Regions from separate parts of the Mus musculus genome. Here regions 1, 3 and 4 are each linked to region 2. The links are chromatin loops, found by intact Hi-C in ENCODE. Cell type or tissue: heart. All regions are shown on one strand. Each heading gives the region's core, and the rest is flanking DNA. Links, peaks and the distances in the headings are about the cores only.

The links. A loop is a pair of places that touch in the nucleus more often than their neighbours do. Peaks named below come from ENCODE experiments on the same cell type or tissue, not always from the same donor. Only the 100,000 strongest peaks of a DNase experiment are listed, where the experiment ranks them.
Region 1: it touches region 2 in a loop (13-fold over the local background); 20 of 42 quality-filtered maps call a loop at or near these places.
Region 3: a loop joins it to region 2, with 2.2 times the contacts of the local background. A loop is called at or near these places in 8 of 42 quality-filtered maps.
Region 4: it touches region 2 in a loop (1.8-fold over the local background); 2 of 42 quality-filtered maps call a loop at or near these places.

What each region holds. Positions count from the first base shown.
Region 1 is chr8:18,614,359-18,618,358 of GRCm38, reverse strand. All of the region lies in intron 3 of Mcph1 (microcephaly, primary autosomal recessive 1), which reads right to left. Among named protein-coding and RNA genes, the nearest start is that of Gm25763, 2.2 kb to the right of the region's middle. In heart, for the core only: a CTCF peak has its summit at 2,085 (motif pointing left); no DNase peak of the experiment used is centred there.
Region 2 is chr8:18,894,760-18,903,183 of GRCm38, reverse strand. It overlaps Gm35934 (a long non-coding RNA gene), which reads left to right and starts at 893. Exons shown (of 2, transcript XR_870172.3): 1 at 893-1,165. In heart, for the core only: a CTCF peak has its summit at 3,829 (motif pointing right); a DNase peak (open chromatin) is centred at 4,023; H3K4me3 peaks cover 1,032 bases; H3K27ac peaks cover 1,023 bases; H3K27me3 peaks cover 584 bases.
Region 3 is chr8:18,842,741-18,851,164 of GRCm38, reverse strand. Agpat5 (1-acylglycerol-3-phosphate O-acyltransferase 5 (lysophosphatidic acid acyltransferase, epsilon)) reads right to left here and starts at 4,886. Exons shown (of 8, transcript NM_026792.3): 1 at 4,387-4,886. The coding sequence starts at 4,605. In heart, for the core only: a CTCF peak has its summit at 4,639; a DNase peak (open chromatin) is centred at 4,864; H3K4me3 peaks cover 2,874 bases; H3K27ac peaks cover 1,821 bases.
Region 4 is chr8:18,813,929-18,822,352 of GRCm38, reverse strand. No RefSeq gene overlaps it. Among named protein-coding and RNA genes, the nearest start is that of Agpat5, 28 kb to the left of the region's middle. In heart, for the core only: a CTCF peak has its summit at 4,359 (motif pointing right); no DNase peak of the experiment used is centred there; H3K4me3 peaks cover 374 bases; H3K27ac peaks cover 1,150 bases.

The sequences.
Region 1 (4,000 bases), core at 1-4,000, 280 kb after region 2:
AAACACAGAAAGGCACAAACACAAATCTCCATAACAACTTCATTCATAGTAACCAAAAATGGGAAACCGTTCACATTTCCACCACTGGCAAATGCACTGTGGTATGCACATGCAATGGATACTACTTGGCTAGACAAAGGAAACTATTACTGCATGAAACATGAAGAAATCTCTAAACTATCATTCAAGTGGAGGAAGCCAAACAGTCCATGCGAGAAGAGTCCATCTGCCTGAAATCCTACATCAAGGAATGAACTGCCTACAGAATCCAGATCACAGGCTGCTCCAGGCTGAAGGATGGGGAGAAAGGTGCTGACTTCAAAGGGGCGGGCGGTGTTACTCTGGCATATAAAACCCCAGTCTTTTGACTTTGGTGATTATGAGATAACAAACCAATCTATAAACTCAAAGGGGACATTTAAAGACAGTGTCTGGCATCGTACCCCAGGTTGTTTGGAACAAGCCAGAAGGCCTAAGCTGGCCTTAAACTCTGTGATCCTCCTGTCTCAGCCTCCCAGATCCTAGTGTTACAGACATGAGCCACCACACTTGATTTAAGCCACACTTTTACAAAGCTGCTTTTAAGAAAGGCCCACATTTAAGCCTACAGAAGCCCACAGCTTCAGAATGGTCCTACCAGGAGAGCTGGATGCACTGACTCGCGCTGACGACCCCAACACTGGGGAGGCAGAGGCACAAAGACTGCTGAAGGCCAGCCTGAGATACAGTTAGATGGTGAGAGGAGAGAAGGTGGGAGATGATAGGAGAGAAAGGGAGAAAGAAAACAAGAAAGCCCAGTGAGAACGGTGAGAAAGGAGCAGGAGTTAAGTGTATCGTATGTGCCTCTTTTCTAGCACAGTTACGAGTTTAACAGAGTAGTTCGTACCAACTTGTTCTACTGAAGAGCAAAAGGAGATGGTTGGGACTCATCTGAACAGAGAACGACTGAATCTGAGGATCCCGATTACCACGTTAAGAATATCCCAGCCACCATAAGCACAAGGTCAGATAGTATGGACTGCCCGCACCAGTTCTGGTGTGTAAGCACTACCACCTTCCTTCTGGGTTACAAAAGTTGTTTAACTCACAGACCATCAGCCCAAGTTCATTAAATTACCAATCATCTTTTGTAGGTAAGAGTTTGGGGAAAGCCTTGGTTCATACTAGTTAGAGAAGACGCATTTTGTCCCACTTTAAAACAAGCATCTTAACAATTCACTGATCAGTGACAGGACACAAAGGCTCAGATCCAGGATTGTGTTAGTCCCCACATGAAAGGAAACACGATGCCAGCAACATATATTTAGGCAAGGAACTTGCATGTTCACACAGGCGAACAGGTAAGAAGTACCCATAAAACCTCACACTGAGGGCTGTAGAGATGGCTCAGTGGTTAAGAGCACTGATTGCTCTTCCAGAGGTTCTGAGTTCAATTCTCAGCACCCACATGGTGGCTCACAACCATCTGTAATGGGATCAGATGCCCTCTTCTGATGTGTCTGAAGACAGATACAGAACTCATATACATAAAATAAATAAGTAAATCTTTAAGAAAAAAAAACTTATACTGAGCTAGGCATGGTTATACACATTTCTAATCTCAGCATGTTGGAAGCAGAGGCAGGTAGATCTCTTTGAGCTCCAGGCCAATATGATCTGTATAGCGAGTTGCAAGTTGCCTCGGGCTATAATATGAGACCTTGTCTCAAAATCAAGGCAAAAAGACCCCAAAACAAAACAAAAAGCAACAAAAAACAAACAAACAACCCAAGGCTAAAGAGAAGGCTCAGTAGTTAAATGTTTTTCCAGAGGACTGAGTTCAATTCCTGGAATGTATGTCAGGCAGGTCACGACCAGCTTTAAATCCAACTCCAAGGAGATATGATGGTTCTGGCCTCCTTGGGTAACTCATGTGCACATACCCACACAGACACATAATTAACAGCGATAAAACAAACGGCACTAATAGCAGAAAGCCTCACATTTATCCAGCACTCTATGAGTAACAGAAATTGCTTCCTATGAGAGAGACTTCTACAGTTCAGAAATGCATAACATTAGTGCCCCATCTAGTGGCTAAGGGAAAAATGTTTCAAGGCAGCCCTGACAACAGACCCAGCTCTAGCCACTTCAGAGCCCAGGGAGGCGGCACTTGGACCCCTGTCATTTCCCATGTCCTCAGCTGGGCCAGCCCTGTTACTCCTTCACCTCCACCAAACTGTTGCCCTTCACCCTCTAAAGCAGTCAGTGAGTCATATAAGCAGCAAGCGTATTCTTCTCCAACACAGATGTATCTATCACATTAGACAGAGTGGGTTGAACAGGTAAGGACAGACATATCTGAAAATTCTGCGGGCTAGCACGTGATCCCAACAGGTATATTCTGAGATACATGGAAGAACACAGGAAGGAGAATTTGAGGGGATCTCTGAACAGAGAAAACGCAAGTGTATCTGAATTGGGACCTGTGTTTTAGGTACTGAACACCGCGTTGTACCCAGTGAGGGTCAGAACAAAGCAGACTGGTTGCCCACCAGTCTCCCCAGGCTGGTTGGCTCAAGAGACTGAACTGTTGCAGGACACAGACTGTGCTCTCAGAATCCTTTTGGAGGAGACTGTAACTGAACTAGGTGCTAAAAAAGACCATGTAACTATACAAAGGAAGGGAAGGCACTTGGGGAAATAACATAATAACCCAAAGATTGCCAGCACCAATTCTCCTCATGCCACACTAGACACCAAATTGCTTTTTTACCTTTTGTAAGCCTAAACCACCTACAATCCAGCCCCCTCTTCTAAGAGGACGATCAGCATGAACCAGAGTGTGCATAAACTAAGAGCACAGGGAGACTTTAAGAAGGGTAGACAGGCAGAATCTTAAAGCAGTATACTTGCTGCTGATCACTACTTAGGTCACCAACTACTTTGAAGAGATGAATGTCCACTGCAGGCTTCCTCTGTCGCCATCACCTGCTTGCCAGCCACCTGACCCCGAGGACTGCTCCTCACAGGTCCTGACACCTGAGGAATGCTCCTCCACAGGCCTAGGTCCTATCTCTGCAGCAGTCTTAAAGCTTCCTTTAACAGGCTGACAACAGCTAAAAGATACATTTTAGTGCTTTTGTGCTAGTTTTTTAAAACTTTAACTTTCTTCAGAAAACCAGAGAGATGAGAGCCAGGCTAATTATTCTGTCTTCATTGTTTATTTTCTCAGATATAAATTTTTCTGTTCTCTAAAAGAAGGGCCTTTTTATCAGAGACTTATAGTCTCAAGCCTTGAGTCCCCACACAATGGAAATCTGGTGACCCTAGATGCCACACACATGACCACTGCCAATTAAAAAAAGATGAGTAACCCTAAGCAGTTAAAGGAGAAACCTCACCCTTGTTTCATTTTTATTACTATTTCTGTGTGTGTGTGTGTGTGTGTGTGTGTGTGTGTGTGTGTGTGTGTGTGTGGCTCTGTGGGTATGCTCATTTCATGTTACATGTGTGCAAATCTGAGGACAACTTGCAGGCATCTGTGCTTTCCACCACCAAATGGCTTCTGGTCATGACATTCAGGCCATCAGGCTTGGTGTCAAGTATCTTAACAGTCTGAGCCATCTCAGAGACACACAATTTTCTTTATCTTTTACACCACTTACTAAACCTATCATATCAAAACATGAAAACACCTTTATGCATTTCTGTTATGTCTACATATAGATTTTACTTCTAAATAACATGTATACACCTTTAAATAATACTAGAGCAATTTAACATGTTTTACATAAAGATATGTCTTATTTTTAAAAAATAAGTTTTGAAATTTTATTTTTATTACACATATTTATTTTTATGTGTATGAGCATATAGGTTCACCATGTGTGTAGAGTACCCACAGAGGTAAGAAGAGGCCATGACCCCCTGAAACTGGAGCTATGGATGGTTTTCAGCTCCCATACGGGTGCTGGGAATTGAACCTGGGTCCTCTATAAGAACAACATGTGCCCTTAAC
Region 2 (8,424 bases), core at 2,068-6,067:
TTTATGTGTGTGTTGCCTGGGTGTATGTAGTTACCCTACTGAAAATAGAGTCAGAGGGGTGGGCTGCCATGTGGGTGCTAGAAATTGAACCTGGGTCCTCTGCAAGAACAACATGCTCTTAACTGCTGTGTTGTTTCTCTGGCCAAAGGGGATTGCTCCTCAACAGGGTGGCCCTCTTTCATGAGCTGGGATCCTGAGTTGAATACAAAGAAGAACCACCTGAATTTATTCCTCTGTGAGTCCTGACTACAGATATCACATGACCAGCTGCTGTACAATCCTAGCACCATGCATTCCCCACCTTGATAGACTACTACTCAAACTGTGGACCACAACAAAGCCTTCCTTCAAGCTGATGTCCTAGGCGAACTGTCAACTTGACACAGTCTAGGGTTATCTGAGAAAAGATGCTCAGCTGAGCGATTGCCCAGATCAGATGGGCATTGGAACATGTCCTAGGAGGGGGCAGTCATTTTGTTAATTGATAAAGGAGGACCCAGCAGGCTTCCAGCAGTACCATCTCCTGGACAGGTAATCCTGAGTTGTAAAAGGACGAGGTTGATCCAGCCCGCAAGCAGGGTTCTACTATGGTTTCTGCTTCCTGTTCTGGTTTGAGTTCCTTTGCTAACTGCCCTCAGGGAAGGGCTGTGACCTGTAAGGGAGGCTAAGCCGTATCCTCTCCTAAACTGCTTTTGATCGGGCTGTTTTATTACAGCAACATAATGAAACTGGGCCCGTAGCTTCTGCTAAACACTGAATCACAGCCACTAGGAAGGTAACCAAGAGGGCCTGGTGACCTCTTCTGTGACCTCAGATCACCAGCTGCAGTCACAGTTCTCAGAAACCCAGCTCCACGGCGAGCATTCCGTGTCCATGGCCAGCATCCCATGTCCGCAGATGCCTGGAAAGCAGAAGCCAGAGGAATGCCAGCTAGAGAGACATCAAAGTCAGCCACGCCCCCAAAAGCATGGCTCTGACCTAGCTCTCTTATTTTCAAACCTCTCTTCCCTTCCCAGGCAAGACGGTAAACTTGGTCTCTTAAAGCTGGTTTCTTCAATGACTAGTAGAACATAGAGATTCCATCTTCTACTGAACACAGAAGTCATTTCCAATACTCGCTGTGGAAATTCCCTGTCTCTCTGCTTCCCAGATGCTGGTATTACAGGTGAGCTGCTATGCCCACACAGCCTTCTTGTGAATTCTGGGGGTCTGAATTCTGCTTGCTTGCTGAGCTATTTCCCTAGGCCTCCATAACTGTTTTAAAGACAGGGTCTTGTGTTGCTCAGTCAGGCTCTGGACTCCACGAAGAGCTGCTGTTACAGATATGCACGATGCCTGGCTTAAGATCACAGTTTGTACTCAGCATGCAGAACCAGGTTCTTAAAGCTTTGTCACGCTGCTCGTACAACGGCAAATGTCTGTTCTTCTCTAAACAGCAGGGCAGATAACATCAGTGGGCAGGAGCCACATGAACAAGGCTTCCAACGCACACTGCCATGGCTATGGAAAATTCTAGTTGTATGATATTGATTCTCATATTTTCACGAGGATAAACTCCTTAGGGACACAGACTAGGAAATGCATCTGACAGTCATGAGGTACACAGGGTCCCCTGGTGGGGATTCCTCCACTTGCTGGGGTTTTTCCATTCGGAAGAAAACGGTCACAGAAACATGGGCTTCAGGCTGGTTAGAGGCCAGTGGGAACTGCTCTCACAGCGTCGTGGGCATCACAGATGGAAAATGTGCCTCAGTCATCCCATTCAGTTCCGGGAAGGGCATTCTCTAGCACACATCCCCAGAGTCCGTGCAGCCACCCCGTCCCAGGAGAGATCTTGCAGTCAAACGTTCCTCGAGTTGTAAACTTCCCTTCACTCATTTTCTCATTATATTTCAAGAGGCTTATTTTTGATGAAAAGAAAAAGAAATGGTTCATGCTGTTTGTCTTATAGAGCATGATAGCCATCATCTACAGAGCTGATATGATGCTTGCCAGGAGACTCCGCCCACCAAGATGGGGCTTGTAGACTGTTGACATTCTATATATCGTAAAAGGAAGGCCTAAGGAACATCCACTTCTTCGGGCACTCCAGGCTATTCTTGTGCAGTTCTGTCCTAATTGTCTGTAGCCTTTCCATCCCTGGTGGCACTAGTGTTTATAACCTGTGGAAGCTTACTGGAAGCAGGTAGACTCCATCTATTCAACTATGGGAGTCACCATGTATATTGGGGCAAGTCTTTCCTGTGGTGTGGAGCTCCTCCCAGTAACCCCTCATCCATCTCTGTAAGTATGCCCAATAAACACATTGGTTCCCCAAGTTGGAACAGCACATTGGTTTGTCATGGACAACCTCTGAGGAGGAGATGCACATTTATATCTCCAGAGAAAGAGTCCCTGAACTGAGCCTACAGAGGACTGTATCCTATGCAGTAAAAGACCCTGGTTAAGACTTGCATTTAGTTCCTCGAACTTCTTTGAGTGACTTACGTTGTCTTCGTACATGAATATCGAGAGAGAACACATTTGCACAGAAGCCCCGAGAATTACACTCTGCTTCCTGGACACGCTACATGGACTTCCTGTTGACAGGGGACTGTCATCCCCTTCTGCAGTGTGCCATAACAGACTTCTTCTCCAGGCCCTTCTTAAAACCTTGCTGCATGGAATGTTTTTCATTCTGTGGAACCAAACAGATGCTCAGCCGGAACATGGATTTCTGTGAGATGTGTCTTGCATGTCTGTGGCTTCTGTATGCCCCCCGCCCCCACCCCCATGCATCAGGACTCAAATGCTGGGCTCTGCGAATACCCTTCTCCTGCAGTTCTTAGAAACTGTCCACCCAGCTGTGTCTCTTGTGACTCTCTTTTGTCTGGTGTCCAAACAGATCATATAGGCATTTTCCCCCTACAAAATAACCAGTTAACCCCTGCACCATGTGTCCTCTGGAGAAGTGATCCTGGGCTCTCCAAAAGGCAGCCTTTGCATCTCAATTAGAAGATACTGGTGTGTGAGATTTGTGGGTGCACAAGATTCTGGGCTTAGGACATTTCCCCCTCCTCAGTGGACCTCATTCCCACAGCCAGAAGCACCTTAATAAGTAACGAGAAGCAAGGTTATGGTCCTCAAATGCTGCCTCAGTCTTAGCAGGTGAAGCTGGGAGACTCATAGATCAGGTGATCAGAGACAAGCAGGCTGACCCCATCCCTCCTTGGCTACCAGGGATGTGTGGGCTGACCTGGGAAGTTTCTACCATCAGGAGCAGAGCTGATTATAAGTTAAGTGTGTTCCAATGTATATGCGTGTGTGTGTGTGTGTGTGTGTGTGTGTGTGTGTGTGTGTGTGTGTGTAGCACTTATACACACACGAGCACTCGATGACCTAAACTATCCTGAGGGATCCGAGCAAATACTACTCCTAGCTTTCTTTTTAGAAAGATGGGCTAAACTTGGTCATCGTGGAACATGCCTTCAATCTCAGCACTTACGAAGCACAGAAAGGAGGATTTCAAGGTCAAGGTGAACCTTGACCTGGGCTACATAACAAACCCTGACTCAGAAAACCCAAAGTCCCAAAAAAAAAAAAAAAAAAAAAAAAAACATAAAAGAGAGAGAGAGAAAAAGGGAAGAATTGGCTCGATAGGAGCAGCAGCGCCCTCCCCACAAAGGTGCCCGCCAGAAGGGAGGGCTCATTGACTGTGGTGGCGAGGCTCCCAGGGTCTGCTCTTCTCTCTGCTGTGTAGTATTTTCATCTTTGTGTGTAAGCCACTGTTTCCGAACTTGGATTCAGAACTATTCAAAAACTCAACTGTCAGCTTTTTTCCATGACCACTAGGTGGTGCCAAATCCCCGGTCGGTGTTCCACTTCAACTAGGAAACTAGAAGCGAAGCCCAAATGTAGAACAGAACTATACAATGAACAGGATGGGGGAGAAAAATGTCCTGAACCCTAAAGCCAGTCTTGGAGTCGTCGCAAAAGGAACCCCCTCAGTGGAAGCCCTTGCAGTAGGGTAGCCCCTCTTCCATGGTGCACGTTCCATAGGAGCTCCTGGTGCAGCCCACCTCTCTGACCCTGATCGCCCCGATTTCTCGTTCTCTGTGATTGGCTGCTCTCCCGCACAGGAAGTCGGAGCTGTTTACAGCTTCTACATCCACAAAGGGGCCTTTCCCCAGAGATGGCCAAAGGTAGCTCACTCATTGTGTTTACCAGGCTGACTGTAAAACTTTCAATACTAGCTGTCCTCTGGTGGCAGCCCCAGGGTGGCCGTGGGGCTTGGGGAGGTGGCTTCATTCACTGCCTTGGGGAAACTGACTTTCTGGGCAAGTTACTGAGAGAGGTCTTATCTGCAGCTTTCCCTTGCTCCCTCCCCCTGAGGTGAAATACCTTACCAACTCAAGTGTAAATAACAAAGACAAGAAGACAAGGTGGGGAGGGGTGCGGAGGGGTGGGGAGGGGTGGGGAGGGGTGGGGAGGGGTGCGGAGGGGTGGGGAGGGGTGGGGGTGGGGGGAGGGCGAGGCAGGTGGGAGCCTTCTCCTCCAGCACAAAGGGCCCGACTAACACTCCTACCACAACAGACAGATTACAGATTGGCAAGAGAAAAGCATAATCAATTTACTTAATGGCAGATTTATGGATGCCGTAGAGAATGAAGCCCTAAAGACTGTAGGGGAAATCCTTTAGGTTTCTGTTGCCTTTGGATGAGGGATGGACAGCCACATTGGAATGTGACTGAGTCGAGATCTGACCTAATGTGACAGATAGAGGGAACCTTCAAAACCTACAGCATCTCTTCCTTCCCACCCACTTGAGAGGCAAGGCACCTCCAGGTTCTAGGCTCTCTTGGGGACTCTAGGACTTTTGGTGGGAAGGGCAGGTTAGGTGACAGGACACAGAAAGACTAGACCCCAATGTTTTGGGAATCTTTCCTGGGTCACCCTGCCTGCCCTGTTAACTGTCCAAGGAAATTCCACCACAAGCCAGTCTCAGCAGGTGTTGAGGGCAAGGCTGAAAGCCCCTCCCTCCAGGAAGCTCTTTTGTCAGCTCAGCTGTGGTCACAAAGTAACCAGGTGGGCAAGTCTACTAGAGACAGCTCCACCTTACAGTTCTGGAGGCTGGGACCAAAAACAAGGCTAAGTAACTCTATGGATGACGGCCTGCAGGGCACACACAGCCCTGTAACCCCTTATTCCTTGTCTTAGTTAAGTGATAACCATAGCTTGTGTCTAAATAATCCAGCACAACTGATCCCTTGTCTAGTTGACACAAACGTCACTGTTAAGTCACCACCTTTCCTTTCTTTTTCACCCAAGACCACAGATCACATCAATATAAATATCACAATATAAAACATTCATAAACTTAAAAAGTCTGTCTTTTTACAAATACAGAAACTTGGGGCTGGAGAGTTGGCGCAGTGGTTAAGGGCACTGATGACTGCTCTTCCAGAGGTCCTGAGTTCAATTCCTAGCAACCACGTGGTGGCTCACAACCATCTGTAATGGGATCTGACACCCTCTTCTGGTGTGACTGAAGAGAGTGACAGTGTATTAAAAACAAACAAACCAACAAACAAAAAGCAAACAAACAAAAAAACAAATACAGAAACTTTAAAACTCACTCTGTTTAGAAGTCCAAAGTCTCTTTTAAAAGATAAATCAAAGATAAATACTTTCTTACTTCGAGAAGGAAGAACCAGGGCACACTCACAATCAGACCAAGGCAAAACCACTCCCCAACTGTGTAAGTAACTTAATGTCTAATGTCTGGGATTCACTCACAATTTTCTGGGGCCCCTCAAAGGGCTCGGTCACTTCTCCAGCTCCACCCTCTGCAGCACACACAGCTTGTCTTCTCAGCCTCTGTGGCTCTACTCCACCGCGGCTGTAGTTCTTGGTGGTCATCCTGTGGTACTGTCATCTCCAAAATGCTAGGGTCTTCTGCCGCAACTGGGCTGCACTCTCACCAATGACCTTTCCTGGTCTCTCACAGTGCTCTCCGTGACTCCTTCATGATTTCAAAATTGCTACCACCCGGGTAACTCTTCCATGACCAAATTGGGCCACCAAGATGAGGTACAACCTTGGCTACCTCTGGAACATAGCTTCAGCATACTGACTCTCAAGAAACACTTCCCAGATTTTGCCTCTCTGATACCAGTCTCTTCTTAGTCAGAAGAACTAAGTCACTGTTAATTTCTCAGCTCCAGCTGACGAGCATCCATTGCCCCAGACAAGCACAGGTTTTACTTCAGTGACTCTAGTCTCTTTTTTTTTTTTTAAGATTTATTTATTGATTATATGTAAGTACACTGTAGCTGTCTTCAGACAGTCCAAAAGAGGGAGTCAGATCTCGTTACAGATGGTTGTGAGCCACCATGTGGTTGCTGGGATTTGAACTCTGGACCTTTGGAAGAGCAGTCGGGTGCTCTTACCCACTGAGCCATCTCACCAGCCCTAGTCTCTTGTTAATCACAGCTAATTCTTCAGCTCCAGCTAACCAGAACCACAGACTCTTTACACAAATAGCCCAGTAGAGTCTTTGCTTCCCTATGAAACTTTACAAGCCAGGCCTCCATTGTCTGCGCTGCCTACAACATTCTTTTTTTTTTTTTTTTAAGATTTATTTATTGATTATATGTAAGTACACTGTAGCTGTCTTCAGACACTCCAGAAGAGGGAGTCAGATCTCGTTACGGATGGTTTCGAGCCACCATGTGGTTGCTGGGATTTGAACTCAGGACCTTTGGAAGAGCAGTTGGGTGCTCTTACCCACTGAGCCATCTCACCAGCCCCTGCCTACAACATTCTTAATCTTCCAAGCTCCCACAGAACAGCTCACTGAGCTCTCAACACTCAATGGCTTTTCTAAAGTTCCAAAGGCCTTTCATAATCCCCCCCCCCCCAAACATAGTCAGGTCTGTCACAGCAATACCCAACTAGCCTGGCACCAATTTCTGTCTTCGTTCAGGTTACTCTTACTATGATAAAACACCATAAATACAAGCAAATTGGGGAAGGAAAGGGGCTTATTCACCTTACACCTCCACATCACAGTTTATCCTTGAAGGAGGTCAGAACAGGAGGAACTCACACAGGGCAGGACCCCGGAGGCAGGAGCTGATGCAGAAGCCATGGAGGATGGTGCTTTACTGCCTTGCTCGTCCTGGCTCATTCGGCCTGCTTTATTGTAGCAAGCAGAACCAGGGGTGGCCCCACCCACAATAGGCGGGGCCCTTCTGAATCAATCACTAATTAAGTAAATACCCTATAGGCTTGTGTTGGAAACATTTTCTCAGTTAAGGCTCCCTTCTGTCTGATAACTATAGTTTGTGTTTGGTTGACATAAAACTAGCCAGCACAGTCCTGGACCAGCGGTTCTCAACCTTTGAGCAACCCCTTTGGTGGCTACATGTCAGATATTTACCTTACAACTCACAGCGGCAGCAAAATTATAGTCACGGGATAGCAATGAAATAGTTCTGTGGCTGGAGGTCACCATGACATGAGGAACTGTCTTAAAGGGTTGTTGCAGTCATTAGGAAGGTTGAGAACTGCTGACTCCTAGACCCACCCACCCTATTTAGTCCCCAAATACACCTTCAAATATCACTGGAGAGGGAGCTAGAACTTCAGTATGGGATTCAAGGGTGGATACAAGAGGTTGGTCTGTGAGACTCCATCATTAGACTAAGAAGCACCGATTAAGAAAGGGAGCCCTGCGGGGCGGTGGTGGCACACGCCTTTAATCCCAGCCTTCGGGAGGCAGAGGCAGGCGGATTTCTGAGTTCGAAGCCAGCCTGGTCTACAAAGTGAGTTCCAGGACAGCCAGGGCTATAAAGAGAAACCCTGTCTCAAAAAAAAAAAAAAACCAAAACCGAAAAAAAGAAAAGAAAAGAAAAGAAAAGAAAAGAAAAGAAAAGAAAGGGAGCCCCAAGTAGCCTGGGAGCAGGGACAAAAAGCCTTGGAATGGAATGACCCTTGAGATGGGTTTTGAGAGATAGATAAGAGTAAGCCAAAGGGATGGGCATGAGAAGAAAAGATTGTGCCAGAGTTTAGGTAGCATCAATCTTTCTTAATTATTCAGAGTAAAACAGTAACGGTGTATCTAATGAATTAATAATTCAAAAAGAACTTAACTTGGCTCTCGCTCCCATGTTGCTCCAAGAACAGCTAGGCTTCTCCTGCAAGAGGTTTCAGATGTCTCGACAGATAGATGGATACCTAGCTGCTTTTAGAATGTCAGTGACAAGAAGCATACACAGAGCTCGGCAGTCTTCAGAGGGAAGAAGTCTGAAGGCCTCTGGGCTGTCTCCATCCACGTCTGGCTGGCACAGGCTCCTGGTGGACTTGGCCTGCCTGAGATTCTATTGGAGCTTAAGCTAAAACAAATCGTACAGAGCCTGGTGGACAGTGAACAGAGGGGCCTCA
Region 3 (8,424 bases), core at 2,423-6,422, 52 kb after region 2:
GAGGAGTCACATATTGTATCACTGCACAGCTGGCCTGCAAACACCAATAACCAGCTTTTATTGGATTTCACTGCAATGAGAAGATAAATACTCTAATACTTGAAAACATGAATTAATTTTGGGGGGTGGGTGTGAGTAGCGTATGCACACATGTGTATGGCCATGCACACTCCCTGGAGGCTAGAGGAGGAGGACTTCTCCTGGCCTGCTCTATCACTCTTTGCCTTACTCCCCTAACAAAGGGTCTCTACTAAAACTGGAGCTAGACAGGCAGCGCACAAGCTACAGTGATCCCCCTGTCTCCATCCACCACAGTGGTGGGGCCACAGGCACACACAGCCATGCTCGGCTTTTAATGTGGTTGCTAGGGAACTGAACTCAGGTCTTCATGCTTAAGCCGTCTCTCTAACTCCACATCAATCTATCACCCACCCACCTACCTACCTACCTACCCACCTACCCACCTACCCACCTACCTATATATCTGTTTGTGTATGGGGTTGACTTGAGCTTGTGCTTGTAGAGGTTAGAAGACAACTCTCGAGACTAGTTCTCTCCTTCTACTATGTGGGTTCGGGGATCAAACTCAGGTCATCAGACTTAGTGACAGGTGCCCTTGACCACTGAGCCATTAGACTGGCCCATTCACATTAACTTTTAATAACTTAAAAAAAAATTCTAAAAGGGCTATAGTGATGATTCAATAGGAAAAAAAAATTGCTCTTCATCAGTACCTGATTTTGAACCACAGGTGCCCATGTCTAAGAGATGTTGAGCATGTCTGCACATGCCAGTAATTTCAGAACTTAGAGATAGATGGGCAAATCCCAAGAGTGTGCTGGCTGGCTAGCCTCACTGAAAATGATGCGCTTTTGGTTGAGTTGAGAGACTCCAAGGCAAGGCAATAAGCATAGAACAATAGAAGAAGGCAACCCACATCCTGCTCTGGACTCCCTGTGTGCACACAGGGCCATGCTCACCTGAACACTCATGTACATGCAATACTCACACAACACACACACACACACACACACTCTCTCTCTCTAAATATCAAAATGTTAAAGGCAGTGTGGTGGCTAAGTTTTGTAATGCTAGGACCTGGGATGCTGAAGTAGGAGGCTTACTGTAAGTTCAAGTGAATTTAAGACAACCTGAGCTACTGAGTGAGACCCTGTCTAAAAATATATATATAAACAAACAAGAAAAAAAGATATTTCATTTTTATTACAACTACTACAGTCTCTGTGAATATTCATCTAGAATCTTTGATTCTAAACCACTAAGCCTGAAATAATCTGCTGTGTTAGCCTTAAGAAATGGGCTTTTCACAATGTTAAAGAGACTTTTCTTTTCCTTTTTTTTTCTTTTTTTAAGATTAAAAATATGTTTGAAGTATATATACTGGAGGTAAGGCATATATGCCTGTGAGGGCTAGTATCCATGGGGGTCAGAGGTGTCAGACCTCTGTCCTGGAGCCAGAGTTACAGGTAGTTGAGAAACAGCCATTGTGGGATCTGGAAACCAAATCCAGGCCAGTGTAAGAGCAGACTGTCCTCTTAACCACTGACGTCTCTTCAGTCCCTAGTCCCTCTGGTCACATTCTAATGGATTTCAAGTTAGCAAAATGAGCAAAACTTACAAAGGCTGCATTACTTCCCCTACAGATAGGGGAACACACTGCTCACTTTCAGTACTAATAGGAGACCCGAAAGGCTCTAATATTGGTGTGGGCAGTTAGCAGATGTAGCTAAAACACTTGTCACACAAGCCTGAGGAGCCCAAATTCAGAGCCTCAGAACCCATACAAGGCCAGACACTCATCTCTCTTTTATGGAGTGCTCCTACAGTGAGATGGGAAGCAGATACAGGACAGAATCCAGAAATTTAGAAGCCAGCTAAGCTGGCACACACACAGTGGTAAGCAAGAGACCTGACTCAAAGTAGAAGGTAAATACCAATACCCAAGGTTCTCCTATGACCTCCATGTCCATGCCATGGTACATTTGCCCCACAATCACGGATATGAATATTTATGTGCATGCAGTACATTCATTCACACATACACACACACAAAGATTTTTTTTAACTTGAAAGGATACATGAATTACTCAGAATTTTAGCAAAAACGAAAACAGAAAAGAACCTACATTTGCATAGAATCCAATGCAACGCCTTTAATCCCAGCCCTTGGGAGGCAGAGGCAGGCGGATTTCTGAGTTCGAGGCCAGCCTGGTCTACAAACTGAGTTCCAGGACAGCCAGGGCTATATAGAGAAATTCTGTCTCAAAAACAAAACAAAACAACAGCAGCAACAACAAAAGAATCCAATGCAATGTCCACACAATCTGCTTTTGAATAGCAAAGGAGGCCCTCACCCTCACCCTCTCCCTCTTTAAGTGGAATTGGTTGGATACAGCTGCTTGAACACTGCTCTCCACTGTGCACATATTCTAAAACCATTACAAGTAAGATTATAGGCAAGTGGTGGCGCACGCCTTTCATCCCAGCACTTGGGAGGCAGAGGCAGGTGGAGTTCTGAGTTCGAGGCCAGCCTGGCCTACAGAGTGAGTTCCAGGACAGCCAGGACTACACAGAGAAACCCTGTCTCAAAAAAACAAAAAAACAAACAAACAAAAACCACAAAAAACAAACAAAAGATTATCCCTATAGCTGGTGACCTAAGGCAGAAGACAAGCTCACATCTCAAACTCTTGTGACCAGTGATCAGCTAATTACTTTGATTTTATTTTGATCCATATTACTGCCTAACCACATTTCTCCCTCATATGTAAACTGTTCAGTACCGCCATGAATCCGTTTTAAATTTCATATAACTAAAAGAGTTTAATCCAGACATGGCGGTACATGCCTTTAGTCCTAACACTCTGGAGACAGAGGCAGGCAGATCTCTGTGAACTTGAGGCCTGTGAGGTCTACATAGAGTTCCTGCCCACCAAGACTACAGTGTGAGATCCTGGTTTGCTTCTTTTTTTTTTAGAGCTCATTATTGGAAAGAATAGAAGAACTCATTTTTTTCCTTCTCTTCTCCTTAATCTTAGTTTTAAGGCGTTAACTTAAAAGCCCTAAAATCACTTAGAAAACAGCTGCTGTAGCCTGGGTGGGGGGTAATAAGGTTTGCACTTGACTCCCCTCAAGTGCGTGTCCTCTCTCCCAATCAATAAACTCACTAACTTTGCTTCATTCTGACTCATCCTAACGTCTCTGCAGCAAGAATATAGGTGGCACTTGAGTAGAGGTCCCTGAGCGTCTGAGGGGTACTTGTCATGTGCAAGGTCAGCAACTTTAAGTTGTGCTCCCCGCTGTCTTGTCCCTTCTGCTAGTGAAATTAAATACTTATCCACGATTAGACCATACATTCACTTGACAAACTTAGTAAAGTAAGAGGGAGGTTTGAAACCATCAGTGTGGGGGTTCCTAAAAATTCTGAATGAAATCCTATTCTAAAAGTCAATTTTTCAGAAACCTTGATGTGCAACAGTGATTTTCCTATTCCCTAGGAAAACATTTAAAAAGATAGTGATTCAGAGAGGTCTTAATTCCCTACCTCAGACATAATCTCCAACTGGCGCAAAACTCAGTAAGGGATCCAGTCGCCAAAGTACCCCCCTAACACAGAATGAAAAGAACTGAGAAATGGGGGGGAAAGTCATAGATACATCTGGGAGAACCCAAACAGAGCTCTTCTTTGAAACTGAAAACCAAAAAGGAAGTACAACTGTAGGTTTTTATGGGATGTCATATAACGAATTCACATTAGGAGAGCTTTCTACTCTTTATTGTTTTCAGAGTTCAATCTCCACGGGGCGGGGGGGGGGGAGGGAGGGGTGGAAAGAAAGAAAGAAACAGTAGCAGGAAGAAAGCAATCTGACAAGAGATCAGCCCACATTGAAGCCCAGTCCAAGCTGAAGAGAACTGTATCGACAGTGAGGCTCCTATTGTAACCAATGTATTCATTTCCTCCCTAGGCCCTCGCTTTCACCCGGGAGGAACCCAAGGCAGGAGTCGTCCTTCACAGCTGTCACTTTGGTCAGCGCCTAGAGGTCTTGCTAATCTAAAAGACCTCGGAAGTGCAAATGAAGCCAGTCCCAGCATCACCACCTCGGACTCAGTGCCCTACTTTGGCAGGCACTGAGATGGGCAGTAACAGCCGGCCCGGGGCGGGGGTGGGGCGGACCCGGGAACACACTCAGCCTCAGCAGGACGTTCCAGAAGGAACCCCGAAGTGAGAACCAGAAACTTCCCCCCGCGGCGGGAGGCCGTGAGCTGCGGCACGTGCTCGCCGGGCTGCGAGTGTTCGCCCGGGTTGCAAGCGCCGCCCCGGCCGCGGGGAGGGCTCGCACGCAGCCCTGCGCGGCCGCGCCTCACCTGGACCCCGGTGTAGTTCTCGAAGAAGAAGAGCACCATGTTCTGGTAGACGCAGTAAAGCCGGTCGTCCACGCGCTGGTACAGGCGGGCGGGCATCAGCGCGGAGAGCACCCGCCACAGCGTCCAGGCCAGCAGGTAGGTGGGCGCCGAGCCCAGCAACAGGACGCTGGGGAGCAGGTAGCGCATAGAGTACGTGTGGAGCACCAGGGACAGCAGCATCCTCTCGGCTCGCCAGCCGCGACTCCGCCTGCGTTGCCCGCGCGGCCACCAGGACCTCAGCCACCGCCGGCCGCCCGCCAATCACTGCGCGGGGCCGGCCGCGCCGCCGCCCTCCGCCCTGGCTCCGCCCCCAGCATGGGCCGCGGGGGCCCGGGACCCGGCGGGGACAGTGACGGCCTCTGCTCGCCGCCTTGGAAAGGGCACGCCTCGGCTTGCCGGGCGCACTCGCCTCGGGGTGCTCGCTTTGCTCCGCGCGACCCGTGCTTGTCAGCGGGGAGGCGGGGTGAAGCAAGGCTCCCGGGTAATAAGGCGCCTCCTGATTGGCCGACTTATGGGCGTAATACGTGTTCTGATTGGCTCGGTCCCTTGGCCTCGTCACGACGCATGCTCGACTGCGAATGCTGGCTGGGGATGAGCCCGGGAAGAAGTGAGGTGGTGGGTTTTGGCCTGTGCTGGCGTGCGAGAGCTGCGTGGAGACACGAGGATGCTTCCTGCAAGACACGCGTGAGCCGACTAAGTCGTGGAGCACAGGAGGAGCTCGATGCCGCAGGTTATGGACAACTGCAGCGTCTTCGCGTGCCGGAGGGCCACCCGTGCCCCCACGTGCATAGGAAGCACACCTTCCCTCCTCTTGGCTGTTGCAGAATGAGGCTGGGTCCGTCTCCTGTACCCTTGGTTCACCTTTCACGGGACTGTCACCTCCTTGTATTAAATCTTTCAAAGCCTTAACTTTTGCCCTTTAATAACCTCTTGCTCTTTAACTTGTTTCTACTGTGCGTTTTCCTAATATCCTACATTTCTTCTTTTCAATGTGTAGGAAAGTATTTCCCTATACATGTAGGATCCATAAGTTCTCTTCCCTCCAGAAAACTAGAATAGTTAAGTAACAGCAAAAACTTATCCAGGGGCCCAGGTCCTTTCACTGCCCTAACTAGTGGAGACCAGATAATTCTATACAAGAAGGTATAGAAGGAAACAGGTCAGTGCGCACGCTCAGATCTGTATAAAGTACGTTTTAAATATGTGGGTGTGTGTGTGTGTGTTGGTTTCTCTAAGTGACCCTAAGGTCACTTATTCTGCCCCTAGTTTTCTCCCTTTCCACACCACTGACGCCTGTGTCTCTGCTTCCTTGCCTTGGATTTCCCTTCATCTTTTGCCCCATGTTTCTTTCCCATCACCTCTGAGATGCGCTTCATAAGGCATACAGGTGACTCCTGTCATTAGCACACTATGTCAGATGGACGTGCTTAGGAGTTTACACGATATCAGAATGTATTGAATGACAATAAATTTCACTAAGTACAGTGGCTTCGCTGGCACCAGAGAGGCCCACTTTACTCTGTAGCCCTTGCTAAGGGAAACACAGGTTCTTTTATTGCAGTCTTAATTACTAATATTAACTCTCAGATCACACATACATCACTCTGTAAGTATATCTCTGTTTACATATGCATATATAGGTTACAGTGACTACAAAGAGTTAGAAAGAAGAAAGGAGTTTTAAAAGCCTTGGGAAGCCAGTGCTGGAGAACTGACAGGGCTATAAGAGTGTCTGTCACGATAACATGAACCACAAACCCAGCTTTAGGGGAAAAGCAGCTGTTGGTGGGTCACAGATATGACAAACTGTCCAGTTTAATGAAGATGCAGAGGTAAAAGGGCAGGCAAAGGAACTGTCAAGACAATTCACTGTCAGTTCAGCAGACCAGTCCAGACAAAGGAATTGTTTGACAGATAGACTGTAGATTCAGATTGGCAAACAAGAGTTCAGGAAGACAGGAATTGAGGTACACATCAAAAAAGAAGGGACTGAGCCAACCTGAAGGTCTCTGGAAATTCAGGGGTTCTCTCTCTGTTGGCCTATGACATTCTGCAAATAGTCAGATGATCCATTTGTGGGAGCATTTACTTGACAATGTTAAGAGTCAACTTTTGTCAACAGAAAAACAAGGTACCTGAGGGCCCCCTCTCCTTTCCCAACCATAAAGTTTCAATTTTCTAGGAATGTCTGTAGAAATTACATTTGTAAGGAAAGGACATGTGGCTTTTCCCTTATCAGATTATAACCCTGTCTAAAACGTCTCTGGGGCCACCTCATGTTTTATCAGAAGAGAGGAGACAGTAAGATGGTTCTGAACATCTGTACTCAGGATTGACAAACCTTAGTGATTACAGAGCCCATGTGGTGGAAGGAGAAAGTGAATTGGAGATTGTCCTGTGACCTCTACAGGTGTCCATGGCATGCACCCATACACACAGATAGCTGTAAAACTAGACAAATAGGAAGGTGTTCTGGTGACTCTTAGATGCACAATCTGAGAACCACTATAGCTTATCTGGATAATACTAACAATGTGAGCCTGTGTGTTTTTTTTAACCAAAAAAAAAAAAAAAAAAACAAAAACCCTTTATGCTTAAGCTTACATTAAAATACCTGTAATAAAATTCCCAGCTATGTTTCACTATAAATTCTTTTCAACATCAAATCCACTAATCCTGGTTTAGCCCGAGCTGAAGTCCCTAAAATCCAGGGGAACTCCTCTGGCTGCCGAGGATGACAGTGTGATAGTCTTCAGGAACAAAAACCAAGGTGAGGCTTGAAGATGATAAAATCTAGAGATCTTGATCAGTTTTTTTTCCCCCTTAAGGCACCAGAGAAATCTCAAACACCTCACAGACAGAATCAGCAGTTGAAGAAAGGTGTTTATTAGGGATTGAGGAAACACATGGGAGACAGCAGATGTACAGAAAGAAAAAGAAAGAAATACACTGCAGAGCAGAGACTCGGCCAAAAACATCCAGTGTCTTTTCAAAGGCTGAATGTTCTAAGCCTCTGAAGAGTCTTCCTCCCCTAATTAATTAATTAATTAGGGTTGGTCAGTTTGAAGAAATATAGGACAGGAGATTGGCTCAGACTGTTGTCTGACAAGTCTTCATCAAGCTTTGAACTGGTTGAACCAGTCCATCAGCAGGGGGCCCGCTGGTGGGGAGACAAAAGTCAACAAGACCTTTGTTTTAATCTGCCAAGCTATTGTCTCAAGTCTGGAGGACCTGGAAGAAGCCATCCATCTTCCAATATTCTCCACCTTTAATCCCTAGTCTTTGGCCCTTTCCCCGCCCACCTACCAGGGAGTTTATCTAACTCAGTTTTTCAAGTGAGGAGCTGTGTCTGCTTCCCCATTACTAACCGGGTAACTGTATTTGTTAATGTGAGAATAACACCTTCCTGTTATCATTGAGGAGCAGAGTATTTCAAAATGTACCCAAGGAGGAAACTCAAGAACAATTAGAGTTGGAGAGAAAAAATGTAGGCAAACCGAAGATGATTTCTGGATTAGGGGGGTCAAGAAAACCCCAGGCTTTTAGCAAATGAAATACAAGGGAATGTTACAGTTTCCAGTGGCAGGTTGAGGGAAGGGTTTGTGAGGCCTAAGTACTTGTCATATGAGGTGCTTCATGGTCCGTCTGTCTTCAGGATGTCTTCCCAAGAATTGTCTAGTTATCACAGGAGGTCTCGAGCTTTTTCCTGGCCAAGGGGAGCTCCTGCTGTCTTTGTCAAATATGTTATCAACCATGGACCCTTTGTGAAGGGGTTTAGTGACCACCAACCATGCTGTTGTCATTACCTCACTTTCACGTCTAGGTCCCAAATGGGTCTCCAGACCTGGAAGGCACCTGCTGTCAGTATGAAAAAGGATGTAGATAGAGCATGCCACATGGACTAGAGGAAGCTCACACACAGCTTTATGCACTATGTCCCCAATGGATCTGGGACACAGGTAACTGCCAGTGGCCTTTTTGGTCCCCCTTCTCACTTCT
Region 4 (8,424 bases), core at 2,609-6,608, 81 kb after region 2:
TATAAAGAGACTGCCATGTCCGGGGATCCATCCCATAATCAGCTTCCAAACACTGACACCACTGCATACACTAGCAAGATTTTGCTGAAAGGACCCAGATATGGCTGTCTCTTGTGGGACTATGCCGGGGCCTGGCAAACACAGAAGTGGATGCTCACAGTCAGCTATTGGATGGATCACAGGGCCCCCAATGGAGGAGCTAGAGAAAGTACCCAAGGAGCTGAAGGGATCTGCAATCCTATAGGTGGAACAACAATATGAACTAACCAGTACCCCCCGGAGCTCGTGTCTCTAGCTGTATATGAATCAGAAGATGTCCTAGTCGGCCATCAGTGGAAAGAGAGATAAAGTTTGGTCTTACAAACTTTATCTACCTCAGTAAAGGGGAACGCCAGGGCCAAGAAGTGGGAGTGGGTGGGGGAGCATATGGGGGACTTTTGGGATAGCATTGGAAATGTAAATGAAATAAACACCCAATTAAAAAAAAAGAAAAAAGAAAAAGATATTGAACCCATGTGGGTGTGTTGGGGGTAGGGCAAAGAGAAAAGTCCAGTGACCCCAAGTCTGTCTTTAGGGTTATGACATGAGAGAAAAATGGGGCAAAAGACATTAATAATTTACATTCCATCCAACAGTGAGACTTCAGTCTTTCCCAGAATTCCTCACCAGCATTTGCTTCCTTTTGTTTTCTCAATATGATTTTGTTTTCTGACTTGGGTGAGATGGAATTTCAAGGTAATGTAAACTTGCATTTCTCTGGTGGCTAGAGATGCTGAGCATTTGACAATGTTTCTCTGCCACTTGTATTTATTTTTTCTTTTATTATTTTATTATTTGTTACTTTCTTTTATTATTTATTATTATACCACATATCCCATGAAGCTCATGTGGAATCAGAGGACAACTCCTGCAGGCCAATTCTATATTTCTACCTGTGGATCAACCTGTGGATGACCTGTGGTCATCACCCTGGGTAGCCAGTGTCTTTTTGCATGAAGCTATTTCACCAGCTATTTCCATCAGCTTTGCAGAAAATAGTTTGATTTTGGTTCTTGTTTGGTTAAAATGCCTGTTTCCTTTCTTTCCCATCTTTACTTCTTTAGGTCACAATGAGGTCTTGAGAATTTTAACACTGGGATAATACTCTTATTAACCAGATTAAGAGGATTAATAATGTTACAAGATCTGGAGACTCTCCCTCTTCCCACCAAGACGTCTTCCTACTTAGCCTTACCTTCATCCGATCCTACAAGGAGACTTTCCTGTAACTAGGGATATCCATAACTAGAACCAAATTTATCTTGCACTATCACTAGCCTCTTAATGTCCATTTATTGCTCCCTCATAAGCTTATGGCTTCTGTCTGGATAACTGACTTCAGTGGCCTGCTGTGCGTGAGCTGACTCCCACAGTAAGTGAAGAGGCTCTAGCAGGCCTCAGTATGGCAAACACTGGACACAGATGTGGCCTCTTTACCCGCTTCCCTGCCCCTTGCTAAAAATGTTACATTTCTAAAGCTAGCCCCCAACATCTGTTGCCTTAGTTGGCCACTGACTTGCTCCTGAGATGAAGCACCAAGATCCAACAATCAAAACTCATTGTCTACCATGTCCAAACAGAATTACCAACTCACCCCAGAACGGACACCCCCTTTCTCCTTAAAAGCCCACTCCTACAAAGATGCTCTCTCTTGCTGTTCAGCTTTTCTTGCTTCCTTGCTCTTGCTGCTGCCCCTTTGCCCCTGTTCCTGCCCCACTTGTCCCTCTAGGGTAACAAATCTCCTTTGTGTTAAGAATTGGGTATCTGGGTATGTCCTGTACCAGTTCTGCTATGGGGCTGGGTTTTGTGGACGACCTTCCTTTCAGTAAGGCCTCTATGGGTTCTGTGAGTTGTTTAATGTTTTCTGTCGTTGCTTGAGACACAGTATTTCTGTGTAACCCTAGCTTCCCTGGAATTCACTATGTAGACCAGGTTAGCTTTGAACTCACAGAGCTCCACTTGCCTTTTCCTCCTGAGTGCTGGCATCAAAGGTGTGAACCACCAAGCCTGGCTTATTATCTTAAAGTTTTCCTCTTCCTCAGCAACTGTGTTCCTTTGGATATTGGCTTGTCCCACTGACCCTTTGCTCTGTCCCAAGGCTTGCTTGTGGGAAGGTTTCTACGTCTTCAAAGTACACTGTTGAATTGCATTTGTGCCTCTGTCCCTATTTTAGACTCCTGCATGTCATTCACCGTGTCTCAACTTTTGCGTTCCTTCAAAAAATTACGTAAAACACATTTTGATGTAGCCCGGCCTTGAACTCACTTTGTACCATACCAGAGACTGAGGCTGACATTGCATTTTTAGCTCTGGTGCCTCAATTTTCCCAAGTGCTGATGTGTTCTATTTTGAAGATGATGCTGAGGAGTGAACCCAGGGCTTCGCGCATGCTCCTGGCATTCTATCGAATAACTTCCATGCTCAGGCGAAAAAAGCTTCCAAAGAATAGAACGAATGTGTGAAACTACAGGCTTGTTTAGAGGATCAGCACACCAGACAGCAATCTCTTCACTCGTTTGCCTGGCTTCCCAAGCACTTCGTCCACTTCAATAACTTGAAGCTCTCCTCCTTAGCTCATTGGAAATGTCTGTGCCAGCAGTACCAAGAAAATTCATAGAGCTATGAGTGCTTTCTCCAGATAGCTGCATTCCGCAAACCTGAAACCGTACTCACCAAGCAGCCCTGACTGCTGTCTTCCACCTTGTGTTACTGTGGTCTGGCCCCTGGAGATGACTAACTACATGTATTTGTCTGTTTGTAAGTGGCTTGCTTCATTTAGTTGAATGCCCTTGAGTGGGTGAAATACTTGTATCTGGTTTACAACTATATGACCTTCCTCCTTGTATTATGGTCTTCTTAAAAATCAGAAGTGGGCCTGGAGAGATGGCACCATGATGAAGAATACTTGCTCCTCCCTCAGAGGACCAGAGCTTGGTTTCCAGCACCCAGGCAGGGGGCTCAATTGCCTATAAGTACAGCTTCACCCAGATGATTCGGTGCCTTCTTCTGACCCCTGCAGGCACCATTACAAGCAGAGTGCATGTGCACGGGCACATGCACATGCACATGCACCACACACACACACACACACACACACACACACACACACACACACACACACTTTTTTAACTTAAAAAAAAAAAAAGTAAGAATCCATTATGCTGAATTCTTAGTTTAAATGTCTCTGAGGTTCCATGACAAATGCTGTTCAATGATGAAGAGAAGAAAAAATGAGTTGTGCAATGGATGTTTGTTTTGCAAAACACTTCAGGTAAATATACAGACAGAACTTAATACAAAAAAAAATAGGCAACTTAAAAATGGAGAAAATATCCTAATATATTTCATCATAGAAAATACACAGAGGTGAATAAGCATCCAGAAGGCACTTATCAATGTGTACCAGGAACTATAAATTAAATGCAGCCATGGCATTCACTGAACACTTATGAAAAGAGCACACAGATGCCCCCAGCTCTGGCATCCCCTGCACATGTATGAGAACAGCCAAGCACAGAACACTGATGCCCCCCAGCCTTGGCATGAACTGCACATCCATGAGAAGAGCCATGCACAGAACACTGATGCCCCCCAGCCTTGGCATGAACTGCACATCCATGAGAAGAGCCATGCACAGAACACTGATGCCCCCCAGATGCTGTTGGGCAGCAATAGAAACACTCCCTTGTTGCTGATTGGAATATATTCCGAAATAGCCCTCGTGGAGGAGAGTCTGGTAGTTTCTTGGGAAAGACAAGAACCACAGAGGCCACCATTTATGAATAGTTGACAGGGGTTTCGGGGGGAGGAAGATGAGTAGGTGGAGAGTCGGGAGATTGGGGCAGAGAGAAATCTATTCATTTGTAAAACATTTAAGATGTGGCTTGTGTCATTTTCTACTTGCCCAAACCTGTGGAGTGCCCAACACAAGCAGTGACCCTTAATTTAAACTGTGGGCTAATTTTAATCAACATATTAGAACTGTAACCAATACAACCCACAATCTTGCTACATTAAGAACAGAGGAAACTGACAGTGCTAGGAACATTATTTGTTTTTTTTTTTCTTTCTGTTGTTGTTGTTCAATGTTTTTTCAATTTTGTCCAATATTTTGCTCAATATTTTCTGTAGCGCTAAAAGTGCTCAAATACTCTGCTTCAAAAATCACCAGTATCTTGAGCGTCTCTTACTGATCTTCTTTTGTCCACCTTTAAACAAAACACAGCAAACCCAGAACCTGATTTGGGGCCGTATGAACCTTCCCTTTCCTCTGCTTACTTAGCTGCTGGTTCCCTTCCTTCTCTGTTGAAAATAACCACCAGCAGAGGTTGCTAGCAGGCAGGCATTGGACATGCTCAGAGGCCTTTCTGTGGGACTCTGCTCCGGCTTCCACAAGCCAGCAGCACCAGCAGAGAGCACTTCAGTGTAGGATCTTACCCGAGGTCCTTACAAGAAGGTCCCATGCGCATTCTCAATGCAGAAGACAGACTTTTTGAACTCCCGGTAGCTGGGCCAGCACCTCTTTCTCTAGGAGGTGTTGTGAGGGAGATGAAGGCAATGCATTTCTTCACACCCCCACAGTGGCCTGACAAGAGAAGGAAAGAAGAGTACATTTGTTTCACTTCAGAACTGATGAATGGTTAATTTAGGCTTAATTTTGTGTTTTAGAAGAACATTCCCAGGGACATGAGAAAGTGGGCAAAATATTAACAGCCTGCTTCCTTTGAAAATGTCTCTTTCAGAAATATGTTTACATGTAAGAGTTTAACTGCATACACTTATGAAATCCTTTTATTCTCAGGTTTGTTTCTAATATCTGCGGGACACTCACGGTTGCTGGAAGGCTCATTAGCCATTCTGTCAGGGTCCCGTAATAAACTTCTGAATGTGGTCTTGCTCTATTCCCAAAGGTTATCCAAGAAGGGAAGTAGAGAATGTTCTTTTAGAAAGCATGAAGTGGGAAAATGTCTAAAGCTATTTATAGCAGCACTCAGCCATGGAAACCCCAGACTTCGCGTCTATTTATAGCTAGTCTTTGGGTTAAAAGGGTGAAACCAGAAATCTTGAAAATGCCGCTGCTTTTACCCCACACTGAAGACTGATCAGCTGTCTCTCTGTGGCTGTGATAACCAGAGACTGGCTGGAGCGACTCTGGAAGAGGCAACACATACATCTTGAGCTAAAAACATAGGTTTGTTCAATCAAAAGAGCAACTTTCTCTGATTACGGGATTATTACTTGAGTGTCTTAAGTTTGCAGGCTGCCTTTGAATTGGAGTCGGTCTGTGATGTGTGCGACTTCTAACACGAGGGAATGAGACTGGGTTTATGAAACCAGATACCAGCAGTGAGTTTCCGACACTGGTCCCTCATCTGGATAGAAGGAAGGCTGGGAAAAAAAGCCCTCCAAACATGACTCTGTGTGTGATACGTATGCATGTGTATGCATGCTTGTTGTATGTGTACTCTGTGCATTGTGTATGTTGTGTATATCTATGTTAATATGTGTGTGTGTGTGTGTGGTGTACACCTGCATGCACATGTGTGTGTGTGCTGTGTTTGTTTGTTTTGTATGTGTGGTACATATGTGGTGTGTGGCTGTGTGCACATGTGTATATGGTGTGTAGGACAGGTTGAGTTTGGGTGCTTCTTCATATCCTATCTTTGCAACAGAGTCTCATAGAGCCTGGCCCTCACAGACTCAGCCAGCCTGGGTGGCTCGTCTTCATCTCTCTTGTTCTGGGGTTTTAGATATGTGTTACTGTACCTGACTTTGTATGGAGATTGAGACTCTGGGTCTGCACACTTGCATGGCAAATCCTTTACCAATAGAGTTCTCTCTCCAGTCCTCTCAAACCTTCCTCCGAGTCTTAACACGTTTCTAACATCCCCCCAGGCCATAACAGCAAGCTCAGCTGAGACCCTAAATGCACAGCATAGGATTTGTACAAACTCTATAATCACTGGACCTGAGGAATTTGTGTGCTTGTTTCTTAATATGTTGCTGCGAGGGGAACAAAGACCAGGTCAAAGGTCACTGCTAGAGTACCTGACATTCCCGGGTAAGGACAGTAATGAAATGAGGTGGGGGATGTCTTTCCAGCCAGGATCAGTGGCTTCCTTGAGATATTAACATGCTAAGAATGAATGATGTTCTAAACAAAGGAAAACGCAAACGTCAATGGCAATGTAGACGTGGATGGAACAGAAAAATCTTGAGATGAATAAGAATGGGTCAGTGCAGCCATGAGAACAGAGCCAGATATCACGTTGCTGGTAACAGCTGGGTCCTTACAAGTGTCCACTTATGACCATTACTTGTGCCAATCAAATAGGGCTTTCACAATCTAGTCAGCTTCTTTCTGCCCGGGTTAGACAGTAAGGTCAGACCCTGAGTATACAAATGCATCTTTCAGCTACAACTCCCTTTTCTTCTGCCTGGGTGGCATCACATAAGAACATGCCAGCCTCTTCCTGAACCTGTCACCGTCACACCCTTTGAAGCTGGGGTAGCTTCTTTACTGTCTCCCTGAGAGCACCAGTAGCATCAGTCCTGTTTGTCTCCTAGTGACCTCAGTTACATGCTATCTTATGTCACCTCTGACGCCATTGCCCTTCCTTTATAAAGCACTTGTTTCCTGTGGCCACCCTGGTATGTTCCCAGCAGTCTTGCCTTGTCTTGTTGAAGCCACGTGGTTTCCAGGAAGCCAGAAGGAGCTGGTTTCCATTCCACAGAAGGAGCTGGAATGGAGCTGAGTATTTGGAGACCCACAAGAACTAACTCTTGACTGCACACAAAGACAGAACGATAGAATCACAGTGTCCGTGATGCTCAGGTCACAACTCCCATGGCATATTATTCTTCATAGAAACATGAAGTTCTCTGCTAAGGAAGACAAGTGCGGTGCTGCCACGCCTGGGGCGGGAGGAGTCATTTCCCAGGAAGGAAAACGGTTTCGTGGATTCCTGTGAATGACCTTGAGGCAGAAGCCCAGTGAGCTTTGACGTCCTGGGGAAACTGAGGCTTTCATCAGGTAGAGCCCAGTAATACCTTCAGGTTTCTAGGCGAGGCATGTGGATCTTGCACTTTTCGAATTTCCTTGAAGGTCGCACACTTTTGCCACAACGCTTGTCATTTACCTGGCATGAAGTTCCTTTCACAACATTCTGCCCCATCCCCACTGGAGATCTGTTTAGGACTCCGGCAGGATCAGAAGATGTGTCCAGTGCAAATTCTAACTCATGATTTCCTCCTTTCCCTTTCGCTCCCTCCCAGTGCTACCAAGCAAAGCCAGGGCCTTGCATATGCAGGAGGCGCGTGCAAGAAAAGATGTGGCATGTCCAGATTATATATATATTTAAAGACAAGGTCTCACTGTGTAGCCCAGGATGTCCTTGAACTCTCCATGCAGCCCATGTTTTCTCTGAATTTATAATCATCCTGCCTCCACATCTAAGTGCTGCTGTTATGGGCAAGTACCACCATGTCTAGCTAAATCCACGATGATCTGTCTCCCCAGCCTCCTAGTCTCTTCTTCCTATTTAGGAAGGTAAAACTAATCCTCTCCATCGGCTTTCCCTCTAATCCAGGCCCGACAGCGAGTCAGTCCCATTGCCCCTTGCATTTGCAGTTAACTTTACTGCTGCTGCGATAAAGCACCAAGACTAAAACAACCTAAGGGGGAATTTACTTTGGCTTATAATTCCAGAAGATTAGGAGTCGTGATTGCAGGGTAGTCGGGCAGCAGGTGGCTGGGGCAGGAAGCTGAGAAGATCCACTGTGGAGATAGGCAAAGGTCTACCCCCTTCTCATAGAGCACAAACAACACACCAAAGTGCTGTTCCCCCTAGAGTACAACTTGAGGGACTAAAGAGTGTATTGGGCTTATTTACAGAGCGTGAGTGAGGGATTACTTACAGGATCGTGGGTGGTCCCAAAGCAGCTGTGGTACCAGGAAGTCCCAGCATGGATAACGATGGATAGCCATGGGGTGCAGAGATGGACTTCATCTTTTAGTTACCCTCCCACAGCCTGTACATACATGCCAGCACCCAGAGAGAATGAGGCCATGTGTGATTGGGACACAATTTCATGCAAATGTCTGGGAAGTGCAGAGGGTCCAAAAACTCTCTACTCCTTTCTTGGACAATGGGCAAGCCCAAACTTGGGGGATTCATGAGAACGGGGTTACAGCTGTTCCGATGAAGCTGACGGCTGTTCATCTCGGAGGATCCTCTTCTTGGTACATTGTATTTACTAAAGTGTTTCTGGTTGACCACATTAACAGTGGAATCCTGAGAACTCCGCTGGTCCTGTCGCTGGCTGTGTTGCTGAGCCAAAGCTTTAAGTGGGAATGTAATAAACACAGGGGCATGCTCCTTGCAG